2 separate regions of the Homo sapiens genome follow, and region 1 is linked to region 2. A link is an interaction called in ENCODE POLR2A ChIA-PET data of the cell type or tissue named here. Cell type or tissue: OCI-LY7. All regions are shown on one strand. Region 1 overlaps CORO2B (coronin 2B). Region 2 overlaps SMAD3 (SMAD family member 3).

Region 1 (5,000 bases), 1.5 Mb before region 2:
ACGCCCGCTCCGTCTCACCAGGGTCCCTCGGCCTTTAGGACTCGCATTCAATGCTGAGCCAATGGCTTCATCCGTATTTGTTTGCCCGTCTGCCTCCCAGGCAGAATTCAACTTCCTTAAAGGCTGGGGAAATTGGTCCCCTCTGTGTGTCCACTGAGCCAGTACAGAGCCTGGCATGGAGCAGGTGCTTAATTGATGGTATTTTGTATTAAGATTTGGATTGGTCTAGTGATAATAACTGTTATTAACTTTACCACTCATGAAGTCCACCATGGGAAACAGGAAGACCAAGCCAGTCACAGAGCTGAGAACAGAACCCACCCCTGGGAGAAGCCCCTGAAGCCCTGCCCAAGGGGCTGAACTGAGGGAAGGGGATCCCAGTCCCCTAAAGGAGGACAGCGGATATCTGAGCCCTGCTGCATGGCTCAGGGCCTGGAGCCACAGGCTTCTATATCTGACGATAAGGCGTATCCCACTGTCATGGGGAAGTGCTGCCTTGCTTCTCTGGTGTCTGCAACTCCCAGGGATGTAAACTGGACATCCATGTCCCCCTTCCTGGGAGGAAATCCTGCCAGTGTTCTCAGGGACACAGGACAGCAGGGCTTAGCTGGAGGAGGAAAGAGGGAGGGGGCCCCTTTGTCCCAACCTGAGGCAGGGTAGGGTCCAGCTCAAGAGAGTACTCTCTCTGGCCTGACCCCACAAGTCACAGCTGAGGCTGCCACTTGGCTGGCCACTCAGCCAGTTCTCTGGCCTCGAATGCTGCAGAGTTGGGACTTTGCATGGTACAATGCTTCCTAAATCCACTTCACTGCACAACTCAACTGACTCTTAAAATACTATCAAGGGGCAGACAGAACTGGACTGATAGCTAGAACTGCACGGACAGCTAGAACTGGACTGATAGTTCACTCTTTTCAGAATTGGAAAAAAACAATCCAGAGAGGTTAACAACTTGCCTAAGGTCACACAGCATGATAGAGGCAAAGCCCAGAGTAGAACCAAGGCTGAGATTTCAATTGTTATTATTTGGATTCGCCAGGAAAGTATGTGCTGAAAAGCTTTCCTGGGACTGGAGGCAAGAGGTTGAAAGGGCTTTCTGTCCTCTCCAGGAATCCCACCCCACTTCCTTCTGCAAGCACACAGGCTCTGTCTCACTTCAAACCCAAAGAAATTCCACCTCTGCTCATTGGCTCGCAGACATGGGAAGTGGCTCTTTCCCCACGGCTTCTGCCCTGGAGGATGAGTTCAATAAACAGAGCCCCTTTCTCATATTCCTGCATAAATATTTCAGGAGACAGAAACAAACAGAACTGCTTTAGATCTGCTGCTGGTTATTCAGAAATCGGGGCTCCTCTATTCCAAGCAGGGACCACCCTGCCCAAGGAATTAGTGTTCACCAGGCCATGGGAGATACAAGATAGCACCTTCCTGCCAGGGCTGCTCACCTGGGCTGGGGAACCTGGTGAGAGCTGGAGAGCACAGCTCAGCTTGTACCAAAAGCGCCTCCACCTACCCATCCACCCACAGCTTGCTGTTCCTAGAAATGGGAGGAAATGGTCTGTTCCATGTCTGCTATTCTTGGGGATGCTTCAGTCACTGCTGCCCCTGGACCATACTGCAGGGGACACCAGGTTCCTGCACAGACAGGCACCACCTATGGGGAAGAGGGTGCAGAGCCTTCCATGCCAGGTGGACCAGAGTTCTGGCTGCAAACCTCAGCGATTTAGAGGGCCAATCCCCTTTATGTCTCCCCCAAACACCCCTTTTGTTTATTCGTTCAGACATTTATGGAGCACATTATTCTTGGATCCAGAACACTCAACAGCTCCCCATTGCTGACGGGATTCTGACTTCAGACTATCATTTCCTGTGCCACCCAACCACATCTCTCTCTGCTCAAGTCATACTCCAGTTAGCCTAGTTCCTCCCTTTCCCCCAAATGAGCCCTTCCCCTTCTTAAATGCATTTGTCCTTTTGCCTTTTCTCCTCTTCTCTTCTCTTCTCTCGCCCTTCTCAGGTCAGGATGGCTCATGTGCCACCTCCTCCATGAAGCCTTCCTTGACCTTCCCACCCCACAATGGGACCTTTGCATGGTGCAATGCGTCCTACACCCACTTCGCCACCTCAGAGCAAACTCACTTCACAGCTCATCCACTTCTGGAAATACTATCAAGGGGCAGACAAACTGGACTGATAGCTCTTTTCAGAGTTGCAAAAAAAAAAACAAACCCAGAGAGGGTCTTCTTCCCCTCCTCTCTGAGCTCCCTTGTAGCTTTCTAACACTGTTGCCCAGGAATTGCTCTTGTGACACTCTCATGTGTGAAGTCTTATTGTTCCAGCTCAGTCACAAGTGTCTAGAGAACGAGGCTCCAGATTGTGTTTCAGCAAATGTCTAGGAGTAGGGCTACATCCAGACCTGGCTGCTAGAGAATGGAAGCTCAGCTTTTAAGAAATGTGACTGCCTGGATCCCACCTCTCAGAGATTCTGATTCTATTGTTCTGGGGGAAGGAGGACAGGGAGGACCAACTATTTCATTTGCAGGTCCCCTTTTTCAAAAGTTTTTAAGAATTTCAAGACAGTGACAACAGAACATTAAACCAAATGTTGAACAGGTCATACACCCATGGCTACGGTTTGAATATCTCTGCCAAAACTCATGTTGAAATTTAATTGCCAATGTAACAGTATTAAGAGATGGGGCCTTTAAGAGGGGATTAAGTCATGAGAGCTCTGCCCTCACAAATTAATTAATGTGATTATCCTGGGAGTGGGCTCCTGATGAAAGAATGAGTTTGGCCCAATTTCCTCTCTCTGTCTCACACACTCACTATGACGTGATGCCTCTGCCATGGGATGACCCTCACCAGATGCTGGTGCAATGCTCTTGGACTTCTTAGTCTCTAGAACCATGAGCCAAATAAACTTCTGTTCTTTATAAACTACCCAGTCTGCGGTATTCTGTTACAGAAGCAGAAAATGGACTAAAACATACATGAAGCTGGAAACAGGCATTTAAACCTCACCAGGTGATTTGCAGCCGGGGTTGAGAACCACCTCCATGGTCAATATCCCCATGAGCCCTGAAGGTTCTGTGCTTCTGAGCTCCCATGACAGTACACAGACCAGAATACTGTACATTCCGTACATACTGTACAGTACACAGACCAGCCTCTCCATCTCTGTATGCCTGGGCTGGCTGGAGCACAAACAAATATTTATAGAGTGAATGAATATATGAATAGATGCAGAGAGGTGGGACTTGAACCAGAAAGCTGGGAAGAATCTTTTTTCATTTATTTATTTTTAATTGAGATGTAAAATATATATAACATGCCTACAGTGCACAAATCTTAAGTGTTTGCCTTGACAGATTTTTATACATGTATGCATTCATGTAACCGCCATCACTCCAGAAGTTTCTCTCATACCCTATCTCAGTTAATACTCTACCCCTATCCCCACCCCAGGTAACCACTAAAAACTGGATATAGAATTCCATCAGATGAGGGCTCTCCCAATGAAATAGACAGAACAAGCACAGGTGGGGTATATCCAAGAGACATGAAAGACGCTGACTCAGAAAATTCCCTTATGTGTGCTAAGGGCTGGAATTTACACCACATGTATGACAATGAACACAAAGGTTGAGACCTCCTCCAAGCAAGCAAGCTGGCAGGACTCAAACTCTGGTCCTTAACCTCCAAGTCTCATGAACTTGTCACAACTCTTGGCAGTCTGGAGTGGATGTGTGGTTGGAGGACACGGCGCAGAAGGAGACACACTGGCTGCAGAGTCTGGGGACACCGGGGAAGGGAAGAGGGTAAAACAGGGCCCAAGGCTGGGCAGCATCAGGGCATAAACTCGCATCCAGAAGCTCACTTCTGCACCCAGCCTCAAACCAGGTGAGGCAGTCCCCAACCAGAGGAGGAAGTGACCAACCCAAGATCACACAGCCAGGGAGGGTCAGGGCTAGGGTTTAGGCAGGAGCTCCTGAAATCCCATTCCAGTGCTCTTCTCGCCATGCTATAACCACGTTTTCCTAGAAGGAAACTTCTGGTCCTCTGCCCCCTCCTATGTTCTCAACCCTTAGATCGAACCATCTGGCAGCCCAGGCAGATGGGAAAGGCCCATACCATGGAGTGGTCCAGGCCAGGACTCCCATCTTAGGGTATGGGGTGGGGCATATGTGACACCCAGCTCCCAGGCACAGGGAGAGACCTTCAGGAGGTCTGGGCTAGGGGCTCAGAAACCCCTTCCCCGCCTCATTGCACATAGGCTTTGAGAATGTCCACTCACCTCTCTGCCTCTAGGGCAATGTGGGTAGGGACAGACCACCTAAAGTGTGAATGGGATCACATCACTCCTTTGCTTAAAGCCCCTCTAGGACTCCCAGCAACACCACACAATGAAGCTCAAGCTTCTTGGCTTGGCATCCAAAGCTCCCCATGGCCCCTGCCTGCCTGTCCAGCCACATACAGCCCCTCCATTTCCAGCCCAGCAGCACCCAACTGGTTCTCTCCTAGAATAAGCCAAACATGTTTCCCCTTCCATTCCTTTGTTCACGCTGCCCGCTCAACCTGGAATGCCTTTCCTGCCTCTTCATCTGCCTCTGCCTACTCATGCTGGAAGACTGAGGGAAGATCTCTCCTTCCAGAGAGCTTCCTTGGCCTGCCCAGCCACGTCTCTCATAGTTTCACAGTTCTGTGCACATGTCCCTGTCACTGCTGTTCCACGCCTCCACCCATCAGCCTCCCTTCCCCAACATCCCTGCAGCCATGTGTCCTTCTGAGTCCTGCAGCCTGTGTCCCCCCACAGACCAGGATCCCCCTGGAGACAGAGACTGCTTTGGTTCATCCCTGCACCCTCAATGCCGCTTAGGGCCTGGCACACAGGGCTCAGCAAATTTTTTTTAAATAAATCTCAGTCCTCGTTTTATTTGCACAAGGGTAGGGATGGGGAAGGCGGCCGGCCCTGCATAGGAGAACAGGGCAGCCAGGGT
Region 2 (5,000 bases):
TGGAACTGTGTGGGCCAGGGTGCTGAGGGACCTTCCTTCTGAGCCTACTGGGCTCTCTGGAGAAAGGTCACCCTGACAAAGGTCTCTAGTCAGCCCTATCCACCCCACATGCTCTCCAGCACCCCCTTTTTTTTAAGACAGAGTCTGGCTCTGTTGCCCAGGCTCAAGTGCAGTGGCGTGATCTCAGCTCACTGCAACCTCTGCCTCCTGGGTTCAAGTGATTCTCCTGCCTCAGCCTCCTGAGTAGCTGGGACTACAGGCACCCGCCACCACACCTGGCTCATTTTTGTATTTTTAGTAGAGGCAGGGTTTCACCATATTGGTCGGGCTGGTCTCGAACTCCTGACCTCGTGATTCGCCCACCTCGGCTCCCAAAGTGCTGGGATTACAGGCGTGAGCCACCGCACCCGGCCTTAGCATCCCCTTCCCACCCTAGAGCAGCTGCCCCCTCCCACTCGGGAGCATTCTGAAATAGCCTTCCTAGCAGCGCTGAATTAAAAGTGGTGTGAAGCAGCAGCCAAACACCACTGTGTTTCCCTCGCTACCGCCCCACCGCTTGGGCCCTGGGCAGCTTTGCTGCATTTGTGAGGTTTTCTCCCACAGCTTTTCTCGCCTGCCTCCCCCGCTTCCACGTGTTTTCACACTGGCAGATGCTCTCACCTAGCCTGGGCTGGATTCTCTGTCCCAGTGTTTCTATAGTGGGCTTCCCTAGGCCCCTGCCCACCCACCTCACCTCCTCCAACCCAACAAGTAAAGCTAAGACAAGAACAGTGAGATCCCAAGTCTATCGGGAAAGCCGTTTAGCATCAAGTAACCCTACTGTGCACCCATCTTCTGGGCCACGGGCTCCAGGGAGAATTAGTCCCAGGTTTGGGACTACAGAAAACCAACCCCAGACCAGAATTACACACAGCAGCACTTTATCACTCCTCCTGCGATAAAGGTGAGAGTAGGGGATAAACTAACAAATGTGTGACCCCTCTCCGCTCCAGCTCAAGGTTTTTATTTTTATTCTTCTAGTTGAGACGGAGTGATCACATCTGAGCTGTCAATCAGCTGGGCCATGTCAGTACAAGAACTCTGATCTAAACCATGGCTTCCAAAGGGCTTGGCTTGCTCCACCCATTTCAGGCAGGGCTGGCATCACAGCAAAAACAATTTCAAAGCACAGAGACCATAAACACAAAATTAAAAGGTAAAGTAAAAAGGGAGGAGATGTTTACTGGAAACTTAAGTTCTGCTGCCCAGAAAATATAAGTCTTTTTTTAAACACATGCACAAACACACACGTCTATATAATGCCTCTGCCACCTCCCCCACCACCTTAAGAAATGCATACTTTGCTCTATACAGGGCTTTCTTATCTGCTCCTGATTACACTCAGCTAGTGACCATGAAATCTGGAATAATCACCCGCCGGGAAAGGAAAGCCTTGGCCACAACCAGGGCCTAACAAAGCCAGCTCTGCATTTACTGATGATCACACAACTTGCTCACATGACAATCTTGAGTTTTCTGATGCACAGATAATCACTCCCATCCATACCTGAAATGCAGCCACAGCTGAGAGGGTGCCAGGTGCCTACTGAAACCAAGAACAATCCTATTACACGGTATCTTAGGGTCCAAAGAGAAAAGAGTTTCCAACTGAAACTATGCAGGAAACTCAGGTGGGCAGATGGTAATCATCAAAGCAGGGATCTGGCAAAGAACACCCCCCCACTTGCAGACAAAGAAAAAACCTAGAGGAAAGTGTATTCCTGAAAGCAGAGAATTTTCATGGGAGCAAGAACATGAAGTCATTCTTGCTGCCAGTGAGGTGCCAACTAAGGCTGCTTCCCAGAGACACTGACATCACGTTAGAAAGGAGAAGAGGCTGGTGCTGTGGCTCATGCCTGTAACCCCAGCACTCTGGGAGGCTGAGGTGGGCAGATCACCTGAAGTCAGGAGTTCAAGACCAATCTGGCCAACATAGTGAAACCCCATCTCTACTAAAAATTAGCCAGGTGTGGTGGCAGGCGCCTGTAATACCAGCTACTTGGGAGTCTGAGGCACGAGAATCGCTTGAACCTGGGAGGTGGAGGTTGTAGTGAGCTGAGATCGCACCACTGCACTCCAGCCTGGGCAACAAGAGCGAAACTCCGTCTCAGAAAAAAAAAAAAAAAAGGAGAAGATATGCAATGTGATAGTGGGACCCGAGTGACTTGCTTTTGCTTGCTCAGGTCCACGTTCCTTGATCCATGTGTCCCATTCCACTCTCCATGCTCTGTCTTCTGATCCTCACTGTGTGGCCAGGACATAGAAGGTCTTCACTGCTATCACGTGACACTATAGTTCCTGAGGGCAGGAACTATATTTTCCATTTCTAAGAGTGCCTTGACAGATTCCTCATTGAGCTGAGAAAATAGCAACCTACATCTGGCATGTGTCTACAACTGCATCTCAAACCTTGTTATTTGTAAAGCTTCTCATACCATCCCCCTTCATCTGTGAAAGCCCTCAAGGGCTTTCAGCACTGATATAGTCTCCCCTCCTAGGGCGCATTTCACACCAATTAAGGATCCACAAGCCCATCCCTTTACCTGAATGAGATATTCCAACTTAGCTGCCCCTTCCCAGTTTGACCTTTTCTGTTAATATTTTAATGCAGAGAGATGTGTCCCATCAGATTTCTTAGGCTGTAGATACTGATTCCCTTCAAGGGCTGTTTAGATGCTACTGCTGATGAAGTGGCAGGACAGGATGCTCTCAGCCAAAGACAGGGACACTCTCTCACCAAAGCAGCAGGGAGTAACACACACCCCTACAGCCTTCACAGCCCCTAGAATCCACCGGGGCAATGCCAAAGAACTGACACTAAGGTATGCTGGAGTTGGCTAAGGCCTCTAACTTAGTTTCATGAAAAAAGTGTGGGCATTTGTAAGGGCCTGTTTAATCCATTCCAGCTCCACCCCCCTGCACCACCCCCCACTTTGTACTGTGAGTTTCTGAGCAGAAATAACCAACTACAGATGGTTTCACTACTTCAAAGATGTTGAGAAACCACTGACCCAGAGATAGGAGGGAACTGGAACTCCAAACCTCAGGGCAACTACTCACCACCAGCACTTGTGGTGACCAAATCAACACACTTCCAGAACCTAGAGCTGTTCTCTGTGTATGTGTGTGTGTGTGTGTGTGTGTGTGTGTGTGCACGCTTTTTTTTTGACCAACCACTATCACTTTCCACCCAGAACAGATGCCTGTAACACTGAACACAGCTTTACATAAGCATCTATGGCTGTGATTCTCAATCCCGGCCACATACCGGAATCACCTAGGAAAGTTAAAAAACATGGATTTCCCCAGGCCGGCCTGTAGAAATTTGAAATTCACTGGTCTCCAGGGGTGGTCTGAGCATCAAAATTTTTAAAAGCAGCCATGGTTGAGAACCTTCCATGGTAACACCAACAACCAATTGCAAATCATGAGGAATCAAGAATCCTAGCCCTCACAGCCCACCCTGAACCCCAAACCTCTTTCCATCCTGTCCTCAACTGCAGGCCCCCATTTCTAGTCCAGAGTTGACTATACAGTGATTCTGAAACTATTCAAATGAGTAATAGAGTCATTTCTTTGAATGCAAGTGCAGGAATCAGAGTTTTTAAGGTGGAAGAAACTTTAAAATCCTGCTAAGCCAACACCTTCAGTTTATAGAAGAGGAAGCCAGGGGCCAGGGCAGAAAAGTGACTCACCCAAGGTCCTGAAGCTGGTTCACAATGAGGCAGACCTAGAACCCAGGCCTGCTGCCTCTAATTCTCTCTCCTCCACACCAGAGGAGCCCCTATGGTGACAGCCGCTGGACAAAAACGGTGACAAAGGATGGGTCAGTTGTTTACTGAGCCGTATGCTTTCAGAGGCCATCCTCTAAATGCTTCACCTCTGAAATGCTCAGTCTCCTCACTGGCCTTAAAACAACTGAGGGCAAATATAGCCAAGATAGTGCTTCTCTTTAAAGATTCCCGAGCATCCTAGTCGATCATAATCCTCAAAGAATATACTTTCCGGCTGTCTGAGGTTCATGAAAAAAGCCATTAGCACAGAGTCTAACCCAGGTTTGAAAGGGCACTCTGTTGAGCAGCAGGTCTGAGGGACTGAAGCCAGCAGTAGATTCTAGTTTCTTACGGATAAGAGAGAGCTGATTGTTGGTTTCCACATCTCTAACCAACCTGTGAACACGTTTCCCTTCCTTCCTGTATTTTTATGGCACTACGGTTGGAATGCAGCCGGTGCCTAGAAGCACAGAAAACCTGTGCTTCAGGCTAAATTTGAATTCCTCTTTGCCTGCAGACTGATTTCCCCTACCCTGGGAGTCGGTTCTCAGGGGAGGTCTCATTTCACCCTGGGACGCTCCATGAGGGCAGAGCTATGTGTGACCATCCTCATCAGCAACGCATTGCAGCTCCTGGACCACTGTGTCTGATGGCACCACCACCAACAAAAGAAGCTCAGTAAATATGTGATGAATTAAACAACAATGATAATACAATTAAATAGGTCATTAAGGAATGGTTCCCCTCTGAAGGCAGAGCATCAGATGAAAACTTAGATTTGTCCCCCAGGAAAATATATGCATTGAGAAAACAGCCAAAGGCAAGAAGCCAAGGAGAGTTCAGAGGGCTATCATGAAAATCTGAGACTGGCCAGGCACGGTGGCTCATGCCTGTAATCCCAGCACTTTGGGAGGCCGAGGCAGGCAGATCACGAGGTCAGGAGATGGAGACCATCCTGGCTAACACAAAGAAACCCCGTCTCTACTAAAAATACAAAAAAAAAAAATTAGCCAGGTGTGGTGGCAGACGCCTGTAGTGCCAGCTACTCGGGAGGCTGAGGCAGGAGAATAGCATGAACCCCGGAGGCAGAGCTTGCAGTGAGCCGAGATCGCATCACTGCACTCCAGCCTGGGCGACAGAGCGAGACTCCATCTCAAAAAAAAAAAAAAAAAAAAAAAGAAAAAAAAA

Evidence for each region. ChIA-PET counts read pairs that join two places held together with the same protein. Peaks named below come from ENCODE experiments on the same cell type or tissue, not always from the same donor. Only the 100,000 strongest peaks of a DNase experiment are listed, where the experiment ranks them.
Region 1: POLR2A ChIA-PET joins it to region 2 with 7 read pairs; 1 of 35 experiments calls an interaction of 5 or more read pairs at or near these places.

The regions. Positions count from the first base shown.
Region 1 is chr15:68,590,886-68,595,885 of GRCh38, reverse strand. The region is part of intron 1 of CORO2B (coronin 2B); the gene reads right to left. Among named protein-coding and RNA genes, the nearest start is that of CORO2B, 14 kb to the right of the region's middle. RefSeq lists an enhancer at 4,886-5,000. In OCI-LY7, no CTCF peak of the experiment used is centred here; a DNase peak (open chromatin) is centred at 1,895.
Region 2 is chr15:67,084,061-67,089,060 of GRCh38, reverse strand. All of the region lies in intron 1 of SMAD3 (SMAD family member 3), which reads right to left. Among named protein-coding and RNA genes, the nearest start is that of SMAD3, 21 kb to the right of the region's middle. In OCI-LY7, no CTCF peak of the experiment used is centred here; DNase peaks (open chromatin) are centred at 2,470, 3,080 and 3,700; H3K4me3 peaks cover 3,836 bases; H3K27ac peaks cover 4,451 bases.